Linked DNA regions of Homo sapiens: region 1 is linked to region 2. The links are chromatin contacts, found by Hi-C or POLR2A ChIA-PET in ENCODE. All regions are on one chromosome and are shown on one strand. The core of a region is the stretch at or near the end of the contact, and the rest is flanking DNA. Distances in the headings are between cores, read along the strand shown. Region 1 overlaps MTHFD1 (methylenetetrahydrofolate dehydrogenase, cyclohydrolase and formyltetrahydrofolate synthetase 1). Region 2 overlaps ESR2 (estrogen receptor 2).

Region 1 (5,091 bases), core at 1,542-4,041, 190 kb before region 2:
TGATGCATCATTGCTCACTCACACAAAGAACATCCTACACTTGGCTTCAGTGCACTTCCAGGAGGGGCTGGGGGCGGGCCTAGACCTCGAAGCAATAAGGCTCCCGCGCTGCATCTGGTAGTTTTAGCGACATCACCACTTCTCTCTGATCAGATCGCCACAACTGAGAAGAAGCTCCAAGGTGGAGGCAAGAAGCCAGAATTAAGAGATTAGCAGGCACTTTGGGAGGCCGAGGCGGGCGGATCACCAGATCAGGAGATCAAGACCATCCTGGCTAACACAGTGAAACCCCGTCTCTGCTAAAAATACAAAAAAATTAGCTGGGCATGGTGGCGGGCACCTGTAGTCCCAGCTACTTGGGAGGCTGAGGCAGGAGAATGGCATGAACCCGGGGGGCGGAGCTTGCAGTGAGCGGAGATTGCGTCACTGCACTCCAGCCTGGGCAACAGAGCGAGACTCTGTCTCAGAAAAAAAAGAGATTAGCTGTAGCATCAGCTCTTTTATTAAAAATTAGGGCCAGGTGTGGTGGCTCACACCTGTAATGCCAGCACTTTGGGAGGCCAAGGCGGGTGGATCACCTGAGGTCAGGAGTCCGAGACCAGCCTGGCCAGCATGGTGAAACCCCGTCTCTACTAAAAATATTAAAAAATCAGCTGGGCTTGGTAGCGGGCACCTGTAATCCCAGCTGCTCAGAGGCTGAGGCAGGAGACTCACTTGAACCCGGGAGGCGGAGGCTGCAGTGAGCATTCCACTCCAGCCTGGGCAACAAGAGCGAAACTCCGTCTCAAAAAAAAAAGTTAGTTCTGCAGCTCCTGTGGGCTCCATATTAATCTGAAGTCCAAAATGCAAAGAAGGCTTAACACTACCTATCACAAATTTGCTGAGGGCAAAATGAGAAAATGTGTACATTACTGAAATTGAAAAAGCAGCCTCCAAACGCAAGAGTTTCTCTTTCCACCACAGATACGTAAGATATTTTTTATATGGAGTAAAAGGAGCTGGTCAACACAACTCATTGGGATGGTTTCAAGTTTCTAGAAGATTATAAAGCAGCAAACTGGCAGAACATTTCCTCTTACAGCCCCTAGAGTCATTTCAAAATGCCAAGGAAATATAGATAGAGGTTTGCCCTCTGTACAAGTTTCAATCGTCTTCACACTGTAGTTAGCTTGAAATACCCGCTGCATCTATTTCTACGTGTTAATGTTAGTCATTTTCGTTTTCCCACAGGTAAGAGACACATATCTTTGACTACATGACTAAACGCAGCACTGGTGAGTTCAGTTTTGCTCCTAAACCAAATACTGTCAGGGTTGACGAGACACTGCTAAACATGCAGTGCTTCGTGGATAGGATGATGTGGTCAGTGGAAAAAGTGACCACTACTCAGCCTAAGCATATGACCTCAGTAATGAGCAAACCTTTTGGTTATCTACCCCCAGCCCTAGAATTTCTCTTTCTTTGGGAAATCACATGTACAAAAATCAACTAAAGATCCAGCTGAGCCCTGACTCTTCTACATTTAATTTGGGGACCCTAATAATAGAGGCCAGTCCAGAAGCAGCTACACTGGATAGGTTGAGACTGGATTGCATTAGGGTGGGGAATCTGTTCCCACTTTTTAACCCTTCCAAATAAAACACTATTGATCTGGCCCTTCTCAATTTATCTTTAGTAAGCCAAGCAGGAAGAGCACTTTTATGTGTTTCTCTGGCCAATACTTTCTGCCCTGCACTTGAATCTTTAAAAATATTACTTCTTTGTAAAAGGTATACACACCTTGATTCATTCTTAATTTGGCAAGTGACTTACAATGTTATCCCTGAGTGGACCATGCAAACTATTTAAATAATCAAAATATGAACCAAGAAGTAGCTCGGTGGTAGAAAAGTTTGCTTCTAAAGTGAACATTTGCAAATATCAGTCTTTAGGTCCTGCAGCCCATTTGCTGGTCTGTAACTGAGTGATTCTGCCATCCTTTGGGGAACACAATAACATCCAGCTGTATCAGCATTAATTTGCCTATATGCCCAAGATCAGTAAAAACACTGTTGACCAGAAGGGAAGATACTGCTTTGATTTTATTCATATTTTATTGTCTACATAAGGAATCAATGTGAAAAGGATGGCAAGTTTCATGTTTAAGTCAACATTTCCTACCTATCTGCAACACTCAAGATCCCCACTCAGGTTTTTCTTCTCCATTTCTCACATGTAATCCAAAAAAAAAATGCCAAAAGCAGAAATATGATACAGAAGATGCGAGGTTTTAAAAAGACTGAGCTTGCTGGGTGCGGTGGCTCACGCCTGTAATCCCAGCACTTTGGGAGGCAAAGGTGGGCGGATCACGAGGTCAGGAGATCGAGACCATCCTGGCTAACATGGTGAAACCCCGTCTCTACTAAAAATACAAAAAAAATTAGCCGGGCGTGGTGGCGGGCGCCTGTAGTCCCAGCTACTCGGGAGGCGGAGGCGGGAGAATGGCATGAACCCGCAAGGCGGAGCTTGCAGTGAGCCGAGATCGCGCCACAGCACTCCAGCCTGGGCAACAGAGCGAGACTCCGTCTCAAGAAAAAAAAAAAAAATTAAAAAAATAAATAAATAAAAAGACTGAGCTTGAATGTCATATCGCAAGTATTCAAAGTGAGGAGTTGTAGGAGAGCAATTTCTTTATCGCCTGTTAGATAATTACACTACAAGAAAATGAGTGATCAATTATGAGCTACTGTCTTAAAAGCACGGTAGGGAGAGTGGGAGGGAGGTTAAAAACGGTGAAGGCTTGACAGTGACTAATGTTCCTGGCAGCTCAGCGTCTACATCTGAAACTTGAGATGGGAAGGGAGAAAAAAGACTTCCAGCTATAACTCCCTTCGACAATTCAATAGATATGAGTGCCAGTGGTCAGATGGCAGGAAGCTGGATGTGGCGCCACAGTGACCACTGCCCTTGAGGAGCTATCTAGGCAGGAGAGCACAGGACGCCGTACATGAGACACATGCAACAAAAGATACAATACACATGTTCTATGGGAGAGGAGGGAGGGAGAGAAGGAAAGATCATCCCTTGATAAGGGGAAATCAAACAAGGTTTGGAAGGAATAACAGACATGACAGAGAGGAGATGGGGAGGAAGCAGCTGAAGGTGAAGGTGAAGTTGAACCTTATTCAGTTGTGTAGCCCAAGGCCTGGCATTGTGCTGGATACACAGTAGTTGCTCCGTTAAAGATTGTTCCTTTCTTGGATCTATGAGGACGTACGCAAGTTTTGCCCTATTGTTCTGTGAAGTTTTCTGTTTGAAAGAGTAGCCCACTCCACTAAGAATGCAGGTGAGGGAACTACAAAGGGCAAACGAGGCATGCGCAGGGAAGGGAAAGTGGTCCACTTTACAAGTTGAAGACAGGTATTCACCATGCGCAAGTGAGATCACAGGCTGCAGAGGTCACTGAAATTAGTGTGAGGCTAAGGAGTCTGGCAAGTAAGAAGGAAGAGGCTCAGAGTTCCATGCCAGAAGGTGAACGTGGCAAGGCGAGAGCACGGGGATAGATCTGAGTGGGAAGCAGCTGGAGGGAGGGACACCTGCAAGGAAGTTATCACAGCCCATCAGCTGAGAAGGTAACACTCAGTGGTGACACTCAGAACAGAGGAGAGAGAAAACAATTCCTAATATTTAGAGACTGGTCCAATATAGGGAATGCTTGGGAGGGAAACTAAAAGGCTTCAGACTTGCGGGAAGGAAGAATGGTGATACTAACCAAAAGACGGGAGTAAGGGGTAACTTGGGGATGAGGATGCCGAGTACAGTTTTGGACATGATTAAAAGGCTAGATTTATCCTCTCAGCCTAGAAAAAAACCCAGGTCAAATATCTTCTTTGTAAAGCCCTCCTCTTGGCAGAATGAGTCCCTCTTCTGGACTCTCATAGCACTTTGCAATAATTATACTGTATTTTAAATCCATCCATCAACTTTGCTAAAATAAAGGGTGATCTCTACATGAAGATAAAGTGATATATCCCTCCTGCCCTCCCTCTCACTTTCTCCCTGGACAAAGTCATCTTGGAAGCTGTACAGCACATGATGAAAATCAAAGGCTCTGGCACCAGGCAGACCTGCCTGCAAGTGGCAACTCTTCTATCTACTAACTCTGTGCACCCTTGGGCTAGTCAGTCTCCTAAACCTTAGTACTACAAGCATAAAATGAGACAAGCTTCTCTCTCAGGCTTCTTTTGATGACCTAGATACCATCCTCAATACCAGCAGCCACCTTACTCCTCCAACAACACTCACCTGGGACATAATTGATTCCACAGTCGATGACTATTGCCCCAGGTTTGATCCACTCCCCTTTAACCATTTCAGGCTGACCAGTTGCAACCACCAGGATGTCACCTTTATTTACCTAGGGGTAGGGGATTTGGACATCAGAAATGAAATAATGAAATACACACCAAAAAAAAACCCAGAAATGAAAAGGATATCCCTGAGCTTTGTATTAAATTCTTAAGTGTCATAAGCTATTTCATAAGATATTGGGTTAAGGCCTCAAATGTAAGCCACACACTGTTTCTGACAGCCCTTCACATGCCGTGCTCATTTCTACACATGCCAAAGAGCTCCCTTTCACCAGCCATTTTACCCAATAGGGAAATCAGTGTCAACCTGCAAGGCAGAGGGGCAAACAGGCTTGGGGCCCTGCGTGTTATGTCCAGACACTGCTCCTTCTCCTACAGAATGTAGAGCACTACTTTGGGAGGATTAAAAGAGAAAGTACTAGGCCTCTCTCCTGCTCTCTCCCCACATTTAAGAGACTGCACTGTCAACAGGCACGTGTGTGTGTGTGCGCATTCTTGGGCTCAGGAATCTGATGCAGGGATCTAGAACAAGCTGCCATAGCTATTAGCAGACTACTGCCCACGACTGCCTCTGGAGCACCTTCACTCTGAGGCCACCACTTTTACACACATGGGATCTGGCTGCCAGAGGTCAATCTGAGTGCCTGTACTGCTAATCCCTGTCCACCACGAGGCAGATTAGGGTAGAAAGTACTTGGTGAGAGGCCAGGCATGTTGGGTCACGCCTGTAATCTCAGCACTT
Region 2 (5,118 bases), core at 258-2,757:
TCCTCGGTGTGAAAAAGCTGTGATGTGCCTTATGGAGAAAGTATGTGTTAAGCTTTGCTCGGGTGTGAGTTATAGTGCTGCTGGCCATGAGTTCAATGTTAATGAGTCAATGGTATTTATCACATAAGGCATCTTTAGAAAGAAACACACATAAAACAAGGTTTTGTATTGATCAGCTGATGAAGATGTGGCCAGAGGCTTGCAGGAACCTAACCCTGTATTTCCCCTATGAGTGAGGATTCAGTGTTCACAGTGACTTTACGGAACATAATTACCGCAAACAATGAGGATTGATTGTCCTATGTGTCAGGCCATTGTAGGTGTGTGGTGGGACACAGAGGCTGACAAGACATCGTCCTTGCCCTTGAGCCTAAATTATCAGGGGGAGCTGGATGCACGAGCCATGGATAAATGGGCTGGGGGAAGAGTGGGTTTAGGGGTGGGGTAGACTGGCTCTGAGCAAAGAGAGCCGGGGAAGGCTTCGGGGTTCCTGTGGCTGCCTCGGAGGAGGGAATCTCAGCACCTTTTTGTCCCCATAGTAACAAGGGCATGGAACATCTGCTCAACATGAAGTGCAAAAATGTGGTCCCAGTGTATGACCTGCTGCTGGAGATGCTGAATGCCCACGTGCTTCGCGGGTGCAAGTCCTCCATCACGGGGTCCGAGTGCAGCCCGGCAGAGGACAGTAAAAGCAAAGAGGGCTCCCAGAACCCACAGTCTCAGTGACGCCTGGCCCTGAGGTGAACTGGCCCACAGAGGTCACAGGCTGAAGCGTGAACTCCAGTGTGTCAGGAGCCTGGGCTTCATCTTTCTGCTGTGTGGTCCCTCATTTGGTGATGGCAGGCTTGGTCATGTACCATCCTTCCCTCCACCTTCCCAACTCTCAGGAGTCGGTGTGAGGAAGCCATAGTTTCCCTTGTTAGCAGAGGGCACATTTGAATGCAGCGTTTCCACACTCAATGGCCTCATAGGATCTCAGTGTGGTCTTTCTTACTTTCCTTCTTCCTTCCTCCCCTTTGTGAAACATCTTAAAGGTTTTGGAATGAATGGTGGAAATCTGACTTGGAAGGGCTGCGAATCAGAAAGGGGAGAGGAAGTGACACGCTTACAGAAGTGGGCTAACCCTTCTTGTGTGGCACACACTACCCTTCCCTCTGAGAGTTGACCTTTGCTGTTTTCCGGACCACTCCATTGTAAGATTGAAAACCCCTGTGGCAATTGCGTACTTACCTCCCAGGCCTGTGGGGACTGATCATATCATATGATGCTTATTCTGTCAAAGGCCAGAGGGACTGTGGTTAAGCTGGGATGTGAGTCATGTTCTCTCCCTGACCTTGCTGCCAGCTGCACACAGATTTGTCCCTCTCGATTTGTATTCACAGAGCCTGCCAATAATTTGGGGTATGTGTGTATGAGCGTGTGATCATTTTCATGCAGGACTGTGGGAGATACAAATCTCGCTGCTTCTGGAGCTGCTCTTCCTTAAACCTGTTGTCCCATGGGGCCAGCGTGGGTGCTGGAGAAAGGCCGTGTTTGCAGGAATGGGGTTCTCTCCTGTGGGTGTGGGTGACAGCCACAGTGTTTCCCTGGGGCAATGTGGATGCAGTTTCCATCTTGTACAACCTCATAAGTAGCAGCCACAATTGCCCCATCAGTCACCACAAGTAGTCAGGGATACTTTGGGCTGTGGATGTGTGCAGTGTGCTGTTTTATGGATGGATGAGTAGCTATGCACCCCAGTGTGTCAGCTCTGGGGCCACACTGTATAGCCTTGATGAGTACGCCCCTTGAACAAGACCCAGTTTGTGAACTCTCCTTAAAGAGAAATATTTAGGGATAATTATTTATAGCAAGAAAGAATTCTTTTACACTTGAGAGCTCTTTTAAAAATATTTTCTTATTGGAAAATTTATATGGTGGGCAGGGTGAAAAAGAAACAGTAAAAATATTAGTTCTTATTCCAAGTGGAACATAAATAGGACATGAAGAAGGGCACCTCTGAAATGACAACTTTAACTCACCTTTTAAAAGATGTGAAATTTCCAGTTTTGGATACACGGTGAATATGTAAAATGAGTAACAGCATACTATGGAAGCCAGCAATTAAATAATCATGTTTCATTATTGCAGTAACGTTTTAAACAATTACCTTGTGATATGATATTAAATATATTTTCTTTTTGAAAATATGTTCACTTTGGGTAGCACATCCTGTATTTACTAAGTCATTAGGAAGACTGCATTCAGTGTTACCAAGACTGGTTTTTGCTAGTAAGACCTCGAATAATCCATAATTTTGATATTGGTGCAATTTTACTATAAGTTGAGCTTAGCTGTTTCAGAAATGCTTGGACAAGTACCTAGAGAACACACTGATGTCTGTGTTCTGAGGCAGTCTGAAGTTATTCTTAGAGACTCAGTTACAGCTTTAGTAAGATTTAGTACAGGCAGGATAAGCTTGGTTTCATAGGAACCAGGGAACCAGTGTTAGTGTCAGCTTCTTTCCTCCTGGTCAGCCTAGAATCCCCCACTCCCAATAGAGGGGTTTGGAAGCTGGAGAGTAGGAAGTAAGAGGCAAAGAAGGCAGCCTTCAGCAACTCATTATCTGCCAGTGAAATTCTATTAAATGTATTTTTAAAAGAGATTACCAGGTAACAAAAACATAAAAAACCAAAACAAGGCCAGATGTGGTGGCTCACGCCTGTAATCCCAGCACTTTGGGAGGCCGAGGTGGGCGAACCACTTGAGCCCATGAGTTTGACTCCAGGCTGGGCAACATGGAAACCCTGTCCTACAAAAGATACAAAAATTAGCCAGGCGTGGTGGTGCAGGCCTGTAGTTCCAGCTACCTGGGAGGCTGAGGTGGGAGGATCACCTGAGCCTGGGGAGATCAAGGCTGCAGTCCATTGCACTCCAGCCTGGGTGACAGAGGGAGACCCTGTCTCAAAAAAAAAAAAAAAAAAATTGCCACGAAATATATATATATATATATATATAATTTTTTTTTTTTGAGAGTAGATCTTAAGACAGAGATCACTTCTACTCCTGGGAGTGAACTGGCAATGGCAATCCCTTTAGAGCCTCGAGTGGGCAGTATCAGGAGCGCCGCACAGTGAGTTTCCAGCTGAGCTATTCTCACCGAATCTCGCTCTGTTCTCACAGCACCCCTCTGTCAGGCCTGTCTCATAGTGACTGCCCACCAGGACTGACTACAAAAGACTTGACCCTAAAATAGTCTTGAAGGGATTTTTCTCAAAAAATTAAGGCGGGAACACAAGACAAAGCTGTCAGCCTAGTCACAAATCTGAAGACTCAACTGCATTAAAAATAGTGCAAAATCGGCAGGAGCTGTACAGTGCGAGTCTTGGTCTGGAATACTCCCCCTGCTAACTCAGCTGGAAGGGCAACTATCTTAGATTTCAGTAAGGAAGAAAAATCAGTTACCAATACTTGGCAGAGCCATATTATATATCCATATATATTTATGTATATAAGTGGAATTGAAGCAATTCTAGAATTTTCTAGCATGTGAAAGCAGGGTTTAGTTCTTATTTACGTCTGCTAAGGGACTTTTCAAATTCAAAGTGAACCTTCTGTTTATAGGCCTATTTTGAAACAAAGTATCCTCACTTAATAAGATTTGACACCTTTTTTTTTTTTTTTTTGAGACAGGGTCTGACTCCTGTTGCTCAGGCTAGAGTGCAGTGGCGCCATCATGGCTCACTGCAGCCTCGACCTCCTGGGCTCAAGCGATCCTCCCACCACAGTGCCCCATCCCACCCCATTCCCGCCCTCGCCGAGTAGCTGGGGTGCACACCACCACTCCTGGCTAATTCTTTTAATATTTGTAGAGATGGGGTTTTACTATGCTCCCCAGGCTGGTCCTGAACTCCTGGGCTCCAGCGATCTGCCTGCCAAGGCCTCCCAAAGTGCTGAGATTACAGGCATGAGCCACTGTGCCCAGCCCCGCCACATTTTTTTTTAAGTTGCTGAAAATCTTTTAAAAAGATAAAAACACATTATTTAGTATCTAAAGATAATATCTGTGCCAGACACAGTTCTCAGTGCCTCAGACATTCACATTTAATCCTTATTATAATAACTGCTATTTCCTTATTTTCTGGTTGTGGAACTAGACACGGTCTAAGCAAACTTGCTGAAGGTCACGTGGGGAGTAGGTGATTGAGCTGAACACAGGCAGTCCAAGTCCAGTGCTGACAGTGACCATGCACTTCAAACAGTTTAAAAATTTAAAGAAAAATATTTTAAAACTGCAGAATCTATCAGGTGCAACCTGACATGCACGGCTGCTGTGATTTAAATGGGGCCCCCTTGTGATACCCCCTTACCTCCCACCACAATGTCCAGAACACCCCTACAGACACAGTAAGTTTGTAAACCTCTCACATCAAAGTTCAACTCCACCTTTCATATCTGTGTAAATTAAAGCCCACGGGGGCAAATTCACCTATTCAAGGTCATAAAACTACTCATGGCAAAGCTTGGACTGGCACGCAAGTCTTCTGCTTGCCTAGCGGGCCAGTATTGCTCCTGCCCCAGGACTTGCTTCTGTGAGAATCTGCTTTGTGAGCTGAGTCGCAGCAGAATGGAGGGGCGGTGAAGTTAGGGTTGTCTTCTGCTGTACCTTTAGATCCCATCTCCTCAGCTTAGATGGGTCTGCATGAGCCTTTACACAACAGCAGCAATGACAGATGGAAAAATAAGATGCATAATCTGTTATTCCCATTGTCCCATCTCAGGTTCATGAGCTCTAGTGGGTACTGTGATCACCTCCTGTCTGTGACTGCTTTCCCCAAACACGTGGAATATGTTCCTTGGAAGTGTACTCATGTAAAATTCACATCTTTTAGGCACTGCTGCTTCCCTGTGGAGTGTGATATACTACAGTGTGAAAACACGTGCCACTTATTCTTTATAGCTCTCAAACTTGCTGGAATTTTGGCTCCAGTGGCAGCTCTTAAGATGTGCATTGTCTGTGATGTATGATCGTAGTGCCATTTTTGTTGCTTTGGAGTCAGGGAGGTTTTTTGTTTGTTTGTTTGTTTGTTTTTTAATTCCGAGGATCCTATTCACTTGTAGGGCCAGCCACTGGTAAAC

The links. Hi-C counts contacts between places; a loop is a spot of excess contacts on that map. ChIA-PET counts read pairs that join two places held with the same protein, here RNA polymerase II (POLR2A). Pooled maps may share reads with other maps.
Region 1: a pooled map shows a loop between it and region 2 (10-fold over the local background). The contact joins two enhancer-like sites. A Hi-C loop is called at or near these places in 4 of 50 pooled maps. POLR2A ChIA-PET finds 5 or more read pairs at or near these places in 3 of 52 experiments (PC-9 and T-cell).

What each region holds. Positions count from the first base shown.
Region 1 is chr14:64,419,119-64,424,209 of GRCh38, reverse strand. It overlaps MTHFD1 (methylenetetrahydrofolate dehydrogenase, cyclohydrolase and formyltetrahydrofolate synthetase 1), which reads right to left. Exons shown (of 28, transcript NM_005956.4): 8 at 4,285-4,396. Among named protein-coding and RNA genes, the nearest start is that of MTHFD1, 33 kb to the right of the region's middle. Within about 2 kb of position 2,791, at least 3 of the 41 ENCODE cell types and tissues checked have a DNase peak (open chromatin) inside an H3K27ac peak, as active enhancers do.
Region 2 is chr14:64,228,745-64,233,862 of GRCh38, reverse strand. It overlaps ESR2 (estrogen receptor 2), which reads left to right. Exons shown (of 9, transcript NM_001437.3): 9 at 540-5,118. The coding sequence ends at 726. The region is part of intron 1 of LOC124903328 (a long non-coding RNA gene); the gene reads right to left. Among named protein-coding and RNA genes, the nearest start is that of ESR2, 63 kb to the left of the region's middle. RefSeq lists an enhancer at 1,383-1,452. Within about 2 kb of position 1,507, at least 6 of the 41 ENCODE cell types and tissues checked have a DNase peak (open chromatin) inside an H3K27ac peak, as active enhancers do.